2 separate regions of the Homo sapiens genome follow, and region 2 is linked to region 1. Evidence: chromatin contacts called from ENCODE Hi-C or POLR2A ChIA-PET data. All regions are on one chromosome and are shown on one strand. The core of a region is the stretch at or near the end of the contact, and the rest is flanking DNA. Distances in the headings are between cores, read along the strand shown.

Evidence for each region. Hi-C counts contacts between places; a loop is a spot of excess contacts on that map. ChIA-PET counts read pairs that join two places held with the same protein, here RNA polymerase II (POLR2A). Pooled maps may share reads with other maps.
Region 2: a pooled map shows a loop between it and region 1 (2.6-fold over the local background). The contact joins two enhancer-like sites. A Hi-C loop is called at or near these places in 4 of 50 pooled maps. POLR2A ChIA-PET finds 5 or more read pairs at or near these places in 3 of 52 experiments (HEK293, HepG2 and WTC11).

The regions. Positions count from the first base shown.
Region 1 is chr9:133,871,716-133,877,172 of GRCh38, reverse strand. All of the region lies in intron 2 of VAV2 (vav guanine nucleotide exchange factor 2), which reads left to right. Among named protein-coding and RNA genes, the nearest start is that of VAV2, 120 kb to the left of the region's middle. RefSeq lists enhancers at 1-504, 505-1,240, 2,026-3,225, 4,222-4,722, 4,723-5,223. Within about 2 kb of position 2,997, at least 5 of the 41 ENCODE cell types and tissues checked have a DNase peak (open chromatin) inside an H3K27ac peak, as active enhancers do.
Region 2 is chr9:133,908,646-133,914,102 of GRCh38, reverse strand. The region is part of intron 2 of VAV2 (vav guanine nucleotide exchange factor 2); the gene reads left to right. Among named protein-coding and RNA genes, the nearest start is that of VAV2, 81 kb to the left of the region's middle. Within about 2 kb of position 3,068, at least 2 of the 41 ENCODE cell types and tissues checked have a DNase peak (open chromatin) inside an H3K27ac peak, as active enhancers do.

The sequences.
Region 1 (5,457 bases), core at 1,748-4,247:
GAGGAAGGTGGCAGAAGGGGGTCTAGCAGGCCGGGCGGGGGTTCTGTGGGAAACAGAAATGGGGTGGTGGTGGCTCAGATAACCACGTGCCTCTCAGCCTCCCCTTTCCCCAGGTGGGTGGGGAGGGAGACTCGGGGCAGGCAGCGACTTGCTGAAGGCCACACCAAGGGTTTAAGCTCAGCCTTGCCCAGACGCCAGCCCTGGCATCCCCTGCCTTCCCCTCTGTAGCTGGCCACTGTGCGTCCAGACCCCGGTGGCCAGCCTCCCCCATTGTCCCCGTTCTTCAGGCCAGCCCTTTCTGTGTCTCCTGGCAGAAAGGACAGAGATGGTTTCTCTCTTCCCTGCCTCACCCCTGCACCCAGGCAGCCTTGATCAGCCTTTTAAACAGTTCTGGCTGTGTCCTCTCTGGCTGTGTCCATCCCTGTGGCCTCCTGCCCAGGCCTTCCTGCCATCGTGCACCTGGCCTGGTTAGAAGACTCCTTGGGGCCGCCCCCCTCCCGCGGTCCTGCCTTCCCTCCACCCAGTATCCTCTTTGCAGCCTGAAGCATCTCTCAAACACCAGCCTGACCCTGCACTCCCACTGCCCCAGGCGAGGCCAGCTCCTTGGCCCTGTGTCCGACAGGCCTCCGCTCTTTGGTCCCCTGTGTGGCCATGGCCGCTCTCCGGGCCTGTGCGTGGGCTCTGCCCCTGCACGTTCTCCTGGCCTTGGCTGACTGGCTGCTCTCCCTCAGTCCCAGGGGGCCTGCCTTCCTTAGGGGAATAGTCTTTGCTCCACACCCACCCCGTCCCTTGCCCCCTACCACTCTTGTCTCCACAGCGCCTCTGCTGGCAGCGGTCAGTGGTGCTGGGCGTGGGAGCAGGGCGTGCCTGAATGGGGCCATCCCAGGGGAGATGCATGCTCCTTTCCAATATTGTATTAGTCAGGGTTCTCCAGAACAGCAGCGCTGATAGCATATGGATAGATAGGAAGATTTAATACCAGGGACTGGCTCACACGATCCTGGGGGCTGAGAAGTCCTGAAACCAGCTGCTGTGAAGCTGGAGGTCAGGAAGGCTGGTAGTGCAGCTCCAGTCCTGATCCGAAGGCCCAAGACCCAAGGGGCCTGATGGCGTGAGTCCCAGTCTGAGCCCAAAGGCCTGAGAACGACGAGCGTCGATGTCCGAGGGCAGGAGATGATGGCTGTGCCCGCTGGGCAGTGAGTGAATAAGGCCTTCGTCTGCCATCATGACCTGTTTGGGCCCCCGCAGTTGGGTGAGGCCCGAGGGCACGGGAGGCGTCTGCTATACTCGGCTGCCGACTCAGATGCTGGTCTCCTCTGGAAATGCTGCCCAGCCACTCCGGAGGTAATGTCCTACCTGCCCTCTGGGTACCCCTTAGCCCAGGCAGGATGGTGCCGTAGCATTAGCCACATTAGCCATCACAAACGTCAATTCATTCTATAGCCTCTTGTGCTAGAGGGGACTGGAGCGGGGGCCTCGCGTGTGTTCCTGCGGTGTTTCTCAGCAGGTCCTGGCGCAGGGCAGTTGGTAGCTGAGCTTTTGAAGGGACTGGCAGGGTCAGTCCTGCCGTGCGCTGCAGTGCCGGGCAGTCTGTGCCTCCAAGGGGATCGCCTGTTTCTTTGCTACTTTATCATAGGCCTGCGCCTCCTCCAGGCAGCCCTCACTTCGAGCTGCTCAGACTCTCTGACTACAATTCTGGGTTGCCCAGAGCCTGCCTTTTGTCTGTGGGGCCCCCTCTGCCTGCTCAGGGCCTGCCCTCTGCCTGATGAGCTCCTTAGCCGGCAGAAGGGTGGCCTGTTCCCATCAGCTGTGGATAGCTCCCCGGGGCTGTGGCGCTGGGCTGTGTGGTGGGGGCAGTTGGCTCTGTGAAGCCAGGCCAGGCAGTGGCTGGGGACTGGGTCTGGCCTTGGCACGGAGGGTTCGGCACTCGGCTCTGGCCCTGTGAACCCGGGTTCCCAGCCCACCCTGAGTGACCTCCTGAGCCCCGGCTTGCACACACGTGACCTGAGCGTGGTGAGAGTTCAGAGCTTGGGGGCAGTGAAAGAAACGCAGGTGATCCCGTGAAGCGCTCAGTCTGGGGTCTGCAGCGGGAGAGCCTGTGATTCTGTTTTTATGGTGACCGTCCTCATTCCCACCCTTGTTCTTTCTGGGGCTGCTCTGCCCCGACTGGCTATGGGGCCTTGGATGAGACGCACCCATTTCTAGACCCGTCTTCTCTGTGTGTAAGGTGAGGGTTCTGGACGCATGTTTCCCCCAAGGCCTCTTGCAGCTCGGACCATGCACAGCGCCTGGCTCCATGAGGCCTCCACGCCCCACTTCCTGCCTGGACAGTCTGCAGTTGTGGGCTGGGGAGGGAGATGGATCCTAGGGTCCCACATGGGAATCTGCCTGTGTAGACGCCTGTGTTCCAGCCCCTTGGTTCACTGTCTCCACCTCTGGGAAGAGGGAAGGGTCCAAGGAAGAAGCAGCGCAGGAGGTTCTTGGAGGGGGCAAGACATCTGTGTAGAGAGTGGGGTGGTGTGGGGGAGGCCAGAACCCCTCCCTCCTGCCCTTGAGGTGCTGTTCCCATAACCCCACCTTGGCCTCAAGGTCTGGGCGGGTACCTTGAGCTTCCTGTGGGATTCTTGTACCTTGGAGGCAGTGACTCACGCGCTAGGCAGCAGATCTGTGTCATGGTCTCCGGCCTTGCCTCTGATTAAAGAGGGACTGATGCGGCTCGTCTGCAGCCTGGGTCTGGGATGCCTCCCACACTGGAACCCACCTTTATCCCCGCTTTTTCCTGGTGGACAGGGGAGGGAGGCGCCATCTGTGCCTGGCTCCTGCAGCCACAGCAGCGCTGAGTGATGCCCAGGAGGGGCTGGGGAGTGTCTCTGGGAATGAGAGAGCAGCATTCGCAGACAGTGAGTGGCCCAGCCTGCCCAGCCAGTCTTGCTGGGACAGGTTTACTGGCCTTGCAGGCTGCAGGCCCCCACTCAGAAACCTTGCTTTCATGCCTGGAGGCTGTGGTTTGTCCCTCAGCTTCAAATCCAGGATGGATAGCCGGCCCTCCAGGGCAGGGCGGCGTGGAGAGCCGGGCTCTGCTGCCAGAGGCACCAGCTGTCTGCCCCAGCCCCGGTGACTCCTCCTCAGAAAGGGGAGAGCCACAGAACCATCTCGTGGGGGGTTTTGAGGGAATAAAATGAAATAAACCTGGGAAAGATCTGGCAGGCAGGAGGCCTAGACGGTGGTTAGCTGTCCTGGAGGACGCCGTGTCTGGGAGAGACGAGCCTCAGGCTCCAAACAGGAACCCCTCGTTCTAGGCTGGGCCCTGCCTGGAAGTTGCTGGGTGGGCTTGTGAAGCTCTTGCATCTTCCCAGCTGGGTTTTAGGTTTCCCATCTCAAAATTGGAGAATTTGGACCAGATGGCTGCTAAGCTGCTTCCATGAAGGACGGGAAATTCCCCCCAACAGCCCCTGACCCCCGACTGATTCCTGTAGAGTTTCCTGGTGGGGAGCAGCTGCCGCCTGATGCAGCTGCCTCATGCAGCTTGCCCAGCCCTGGGACACAGGGCTTCCGTGCTGGCATTAGGAACAGTGGGCAGTCAGTGTTCAGGGGACCTGAGGCTATTGGTCCAGGCGTTTCCCAGGGCAGTGCCGCTCCTGTCTTGGGTGCTGATTGCTTTCACAGGCAGCGTCTGCCCGGAGCACTGTGCAGAGACAGCTGCAGAGGCCAGTGTCTTCAGCAGGGGCATGGTGACCAGCTAGTGACTCCACCGTGAGCACAGTGGGACTGGGAGTGTGGCAGGACGCCCTTTGCCATCTGTATGTCTTGCGGTTTCCTTATTCCACACACAGGGAAACCGAGGCCCAGAGAGGAGTGGCTGAGATCGTCCGTGGCAGGCTTAGGACTTGATCCCAGCTCTGGCGTAATGTCCTGGTCTGAGCCTCTGTACTGTTTTGCTCAGGATCTCAGATTAAATTGCAGCTTCCCTCACATGCCCAGCACAGAGCAGGCACTCAGCTAACATGTGAGCCCAGTTGCTGTTGTGTGTTTTCCTGTCTTCCTTCCTCCCTCCCCCACCCCCCCGCCCCCTCCCTCTGTCGCCCAGGCTGGAGTGCAGTGGCTCAAGCTTGGCTCACTGCAACCTCCGCCTCCTGGGTTCAAGCAATTCTTCTGCCCCAGCCTCCCAAGTAGCTGAGATTACAGGTGCACACCACCACACCTGGCTAATTTTTGTATTTTTAGTAGAGATGGGGTTTCACCACGTTGCCCAGGCTGGTCTAGAACTTCTAGCTTCAAGTGATCTGCCTGCCTCTGCCTCCCAGAGTGCTAGGATTACAGGCGTGAGCCACCCCCTTGTGTGCTTTTCTGTCCACCCATCTGCCCCGCTTCTTGAGCGGTAGACTCTGTCTTAGTCAAGAAGCTCCCAGAGCCCCATGGTTGGAGTGGCCGCCTGGAGAGGACGTGCTGCCCCGGATACTCCACCAGCTTACGCCTCCTCCTGTGCTCCAGGAGGCCACCTGGGCCCACTTCTCCCTTCCAGCCTCTTCTCTCCCCGGGTCCCAAGGTGCACAAAGCGACTCTGACCCCCGGGGCTTCCCTGCCAGCCTTCCTGCCTCTGCTCCAGGCTTTGGGTTTCCTCTGGAGGTGTCGGGAACTGGGCCTAGGACCCCGACCCTTCAAGCCGAGGAGAGGCTGTGCCCCCACATGCTGGTTGGGGCAGCTGGGCCAGTGTAGCTGACTGCAGTGGGGAAAAGACGGTGCGCGGAGTGAGGACGCCATCAGCCCTTTTCCTCTAGCCTGGCCACACCATGGCAGAGAAGAGGGGGAAGTTAGACTCGCAGTCACCCACCCAGCACAGCCATGGAAACATGGAGGACGTGGGTGCTGGGAGCCGAGCATGCAGGGAGGAAGCCAGGGCTTGCAGTTTTCTTTGGGGCTGGCCCCTGCCCCTGCCCCTTTCTTCTCTTCCCTCTTGGGGTCGGCCAGGTCACTGACGCCCTGGTTCACATACGATCAGTCTCCCCACATCCCTGGCCCTGGCCAGTGTCCCGTTCACAGCTATGCCATCTCTGGGGGCTTCTCAGCCACCCCCTTGAGGAGCTCACAAGGATTTTCAGGTCTGCCCTCTGTGCCAGTGCCTGAGAGTCCTGGATGTGATTCCAGCTGGGAGAACCTTCCAGACTAGAATCCCAACATTTCATTCCCAGTGGGGCAGACACTCAGAGGAAGGGTGGAGCGATGACCCCATGGAGCCAGGGTCTAGCTGGAGGCTGTGTCCCTGAACCACCTGCTGGGGGCTCAGAAGGGGCAGGGCTGGCCCCCACCCCTGGGCAGGTGGTGGCTCTCAGGTACCTTACTGTTAGGAGCTGGGCTCTGAGTCAGACCCAGGCTTCAGCCTCCCACAGCAATGAGACCTTGGTCGAGTCATGTTACCTCTCTGAACTTGGGTTTTCTCAGTGGCAAAATAGGGTCAGT
Region 2 (5,457 bases), core at 1,819-4,318, 37 kb before region 1:
CAGGGCACCTCCTGGGGCTTAGGGTCTCAGGGGTTTGCGGTGAGCATCGTCTTTGGTTGCTTGTTGGTTTACGTTTCAGGATAATGTTAAGTCATAGCCAGCGGCTCTTGGAGTGGGGACCAAACAGAAACCCCTTCGAAGAGCTCCAGGGAGGTGGGAGGCAGAGTCTGGGGGAGTGGCTGAGGACAGCCAGGCTGGCATTGCTGGGCCTCTGTCTGCTGCGGGCTCCACCTCCTGCTCCTCCTTTGCTCACCTGCTTCCCGAATATCCCACCATGGCTGCCCCCAATGGCAGTGTCAGCTCCCACGAGCGTACAGCCGGCCCCGAGGCTCACTGACCTGGGCGCGGTGCCCAAGGCCTGGCATCTGAGCATCTCCATGGGGTTGGGAGTTCTCAGTCGTGGCCCTGCTGTTTGCCCTGACTTTGCCCCCTCCCTGTAGGTCTTCAGAAAACTGGCAGGTTCCGTGATGAGTGTCGATTGTGCACCTACTGTGTGCGCGTCCGGTCCCCCGCCTCCTGGGACCATGTGCGCAGGCTCTGCCTTTGGTTTTTTACCAAGGGCAGATGGGGCAAAGGATCGGTCATTTCTGCACTTTTTGGAGAAACCGCCCTTGAAGATTCTGATTGGCATCCCTGGCATAGAAGCCTCCGGAGTGGGGCACCAGGAAGCGCGCACCACCCCTGACAAGGACTTTGGTTTCTTCTTCTCGCTGGTGTAGTGAGGTCCCTTCTGTGCTGACTGCCAGGTGGCTGGTGCCTGCGATCGTTCCCACCTTCCTGTCTTACCTTTCGTGTGTGTCTCCCGTTCTGTGTGGTGGCAACGCGTGTTTTTATCGTCCTTCTCATGGGGGCCGTGGCGCCAGCTATGAGCCGTTGTTTGGGAGCACAGGGGGTGTTCCAGCCCAGAGTCACCAAAACACTGGGCTCTGGGACATTGTCTCACCAGAGGTGGGTGTTGGGGGCGCCCCTCTCAGAGTGCCAGCTCCCTGGAGAGGAAGAGGGGGCAAAGGGCTCCACCCAAAGCTGACGTTTGTCTTGGAAGTGAGGTGAGGTTTGCACGGTCTGCGAACAGCCCTGGGTGTGCAGGGTCAGGCTGGGCCTTCAGAGGACAGTGCCTGCCTCCCAAACCCGGTTCCAAATGGCACTCCACCGCCCGTGGACTGTGCTGGCTGAAGTTGGATTTTCCTCCTTAAAGTCACCAGGATCAGGAGCCCTGATTCTGATGAATAGAAGCTATGTTTGGGACGAGTGGTCACTGGCTCACAGGACGACTCTGATTTTAGAGGGACGGAACGAGGACAGGACGATTGTGATTTTAGAGGGGCTGAACAAGTACTTATTAGCTTAGTGCAGAAATAAAAGAACACAACTATCCCCCCTAATAGTCAACCACCGGTGACTGCAGCCCCTGAGGATGGCTGCCTGACAGCTTGGGAGCGCCTCGGGAGTGCTGTGCACACGTGGAGAAGAGCATCACACGTGTAATTTGTGTTCCGCGATTGAAATGGGCAGAGAAGCAACACGTTAGGGTGCAGGAACCTCTCCCCGTGTGCCCCCACCCCCAGAATTTGGCTGCAGCTCCCATGCTCGGACCCAGCACCAGTGACATATGGGTGTTGATATACCCTGACATGTTGGGGTACAGATGGAAAAGCGCCACTGCGTCCTGGTTCCTTCATCTAGGCACACTGTCCTCCAGAAGCCTCCGGCTCGTTTGTGTGGCAGGACTGTGGGGATTTGGACGGACATAGCCTCGTGTTCAGCCCGGGTCTCATGTTCCCAGACCTGGAAGGCCTTCCCGCCTTCTTGGACCATCCTCCGGTGACGGTGTCCTGATGCCGTAGGTTTCTGGTTTGTCTGTTTTGTACTAAAACACTCCTGGTTGTCAGCCCTTCTCCCACGTGTGTTGGAGGCCGGGACTGTAGCCGCAGCTGATCTAAGTTCACCAGCGGGAGCTGGTGGCTGTCCTGAGCTCAGCTGACACCCCATCTTTGAAAATCAGCCATCTTTGGAGGGCAGGGAGGAGATCAGGAAAGATAGCTAATGGATGCCAGGCCTAATACCTAGGTGATGGGATGCTCTGTGCAGCAATCCAGCATGGCACACGTTTACCTATGGAACACACCTGCACATCCTGCACGTGTACCCCTGAACTTAAAAGTTGGAAATAAAAAAAAAGAAAATCTGACTTACTTTCTTGGCCTGGGCAATCCTGACCTGTGGGGCTCTGGGCCACGTGAGAGTGGGTTTGGAGGACATTCGGTGTGTGGTTGGTAACTGGCATCCCTGAGGCTCTTGCTGAAGGCCTGTGCTGACGAGCAGCCCTCCCCGCCCAGGCGGACCTTGTTTAATGCGCTTACTTTTGGACATGGCGTCTTTAGTGTGTGTGTGATGCAGAGGTCAGGAGGTTGATGGGGGAGCAGGAAAGACGAGTTACCTGATGCACAGCTAAAGTGCCTGCCACCCTGACTTAGGCCTCAGGAGTGACACTGGCCATACAGTGGGGGGTCACCAGTGGGCACTAGAAAACATTTTGGGGCCGGTGAATATGTTCACCGTCTTGACTGTGTTGACAGTGTCACGGGTGTGTACATATGTAAAAATAAGGACATGACACTCTCTGGAGGGTGTGCAGCTTATCGTCTGTGGATCATACCTCCATAGAGGTATGGTAAATTTAATACAGGTCTGGTAAATTCAATGCAGTTGAACGTCAAGGTCTTAGTCTCACCAGCCGCATTTCACGTGTGCAGGCTGTGTGTGGCTGGCGGCCCAGGCATCCGCAGCACAGACACGGCGTTTCTCTCTTCACAGAAAGTTCTCCCGGGCAGCACGCTCCAGGGCGAAGGGCTGGGGAACGGGTGTGTTCCTGGTGGGACTTGCTTAGTGAGTGAGGCAGGCTCTTTCCTTTTTAGTTTTTATTAAAAATGTGCTTCCGGTCCCCAGTGCACGCGTGAATACATTCCTTTCGGTAAATATGAAACTGTAGAGATCAGACCTGTGCTCCCAAGAAGGGGCGTGCCCGGCCCTGCTTCCTGCAGCCCATGTAGCCTGGCCAGGAGCTGGGGTGCTCAGGAGGCCACGGCGCTCCCAGCTGTAGCTTCATCTCTGGCTCTGTCCCATCACTGCCGTGACCCATAGACAAACACGGTGTGCTGGGATGGGCTTGCGGTCTGCGGGACTGTGTTAGACTCCCGTGCCCGCCTCTGTACCAGTGCAGACAACTCTGACTGCATTTCTGTCCCCAGTTTTCTTTTTCTTTTTCTTTTTTTTTTTTTTGAGACCGAGTCTCGCTCTGTCGCCCAGGCTGGGGTGCAGTGGTGCAATCTCGGCTCACTGCAAGCTCCACCTCCCGGGTTCACGCCATTCTCCTGCCTCAGCCTCCCGAGTAGCTGGGACTACAGGCGCCCGCCACCACGCTCGGCTAAGTTTTTGTAATTTTTTTTTTTTTTTTTTAGTAGAGTCGGGGTTTCACCGTGTTAGCCAGGATGGTCTTGATCTCCTGACCTCGTGATCCGCCGGCCTCAGCCTCCCAAAGTGCTGGGATTACAGGTGTGAGCCACCGCGCCCAGCCTTCTGTCCCTGATTTTCTAGCTGTGTGACTCTGGGGAAGTGACTCACTGAACCTTGGCACCTCATCTGTCAAATGGGCTTGGTGCCGGTTACATGAGAGAGCCCACCGCACGGTGCCCCCTTCAGTCCAGTGCCTCCATCTGGAAGGTCTGAACTCGCAGCTTGCGCCAGTTAGAGTAGGCTTGACTGCTTCTAACAAAAACCCCAGTACATCAGGAGCCGAAACTCACCAGGGTTTGTTCGTCTTGGAGGGTTGCAGGTAGGCAGTCTAGAATAGGGGTGACGGTGCCATAGTCTCAGGGACCCAGGTGCACCCAGCTTCTTGTTCTACCTCTTCCATCCTCATGGTCATGGTTCACAATGGCTGCAAGAGCTCCAGCCATCACTTCTTCATTCTAGGCAATAGAGAGGGCTGGGGTGGGGGAAGCTGATTCATTGAAGCCGACTTTTCAGAAGCTCCAGTCACTGTGTTAATTCCTCTTTATTGGCCAGATTCTAGTCACATGGCCTGGCATAGCTCGTGTGGCTCGTGGGGGGCTGTCTGATGGAGTGCTAGCATAGCTGGTAAGGATGCAGGGGAGGATGGAGGATGGGAGGCCCCCAGCCCTGCCCTTGCCCTGTGAGCAGCCAAGCGAAGGACAGAGAGTGAGTGGCAGGCTCATCCTTCTTGGCACACATAAAGAATCTGAAGTTAATGCATGTGTTTTGGGATGTAAGAGGGCATGTTAATCAATGGAAATATTAATACAATCCTCAGGCGCAGTTTCCAAATAGAGGAGAGGAGTCTCAGGGCAGAGTGTTTCTTCCGGCCTCACACACCGTGTGTCTGCCATCTTCTGTAAGGCTGTCTCCCCCTCTTTGCCCAGTCGGACCATCTAGTCTGCAAGCTCTGCGTTCATGTTGTCAGTGACAAGGAGGAAGAGATAGCCGCTGGCTATCTCTTGTGGATGGCACAGCCTTCCATCCTCGCGAACCTGCAGTGGGCACAGATTTGTGCTAGGCGCTGTTCTGAGCACTCTGTGTGGCTCATTGAGGTGGGGCCCATAGCTGGATGGTATTTAGCTCCAGGCTTTGTTTGCTGCAGTAGTTGACCTACCCTGATCCATTTTGCAGATGGAGAAACAGAGGCAGAGAGAGATTGTTAGTTGCTCCCACAGTTAGCAGTGCGAGAACTGAGTTTTGAACCTCCTGCTGAGCTCCAGGACTCAAACTCAGCTCTGTGAGTGGCTTCCAGGCCAGGGACTTGGGGGAGGCCGCTCACATCTTCACCCCCCTTCTGAGGAGGCAATGAGACCAAAACACCCAGCCCAACCTCCCCATGTCCAGATTTGTCTCCACCGGGAGACAGTTCTCGGAATGAGTCAATAACCATCTTCATCAAATGCTTCCTCTGCCAGGCTGGGCCAGCCAAATCCATCCTTCCTCGCGATTGCTAGGGGTGCCTGGAGTTGGGTCCCTACTTTGCAGTTTTGTAATTCAAAGTTAATTTCTTTTTGAGTTCGATGTTCTTACCGGATCAGGTTCATTCCCAATCATTCCTCGTGGGTCCCTGCCCCTTTTAGTGGAAGGTGTGAGTTCTGTGTGGAGATTCTGGGAGCGCAGCTGCCTGCATGCCCACTGGGCCCACAATGGCCTTGCCCTCACCAGATTGTGGGTGCCTGGGTCCCCACACATTTTCAGAACTGCAGGGGCTGCAAAACCAAACCAGGCAAGCGGTTGGAAGTCCGCTCCCGAGGGGGCCTGCTCCTGGCACCTGGTTTGTAGCTGCGTCTGCCTCAGAGGGGTGCAGCGCTGGCAAGGGCGTGGGGACGCCCTCCCAGCGGTTCCCATAGTGGAGGCGCAGACCCACTACAGCCTGCTGCCTTCCACTCCCTGAGTCTTCCT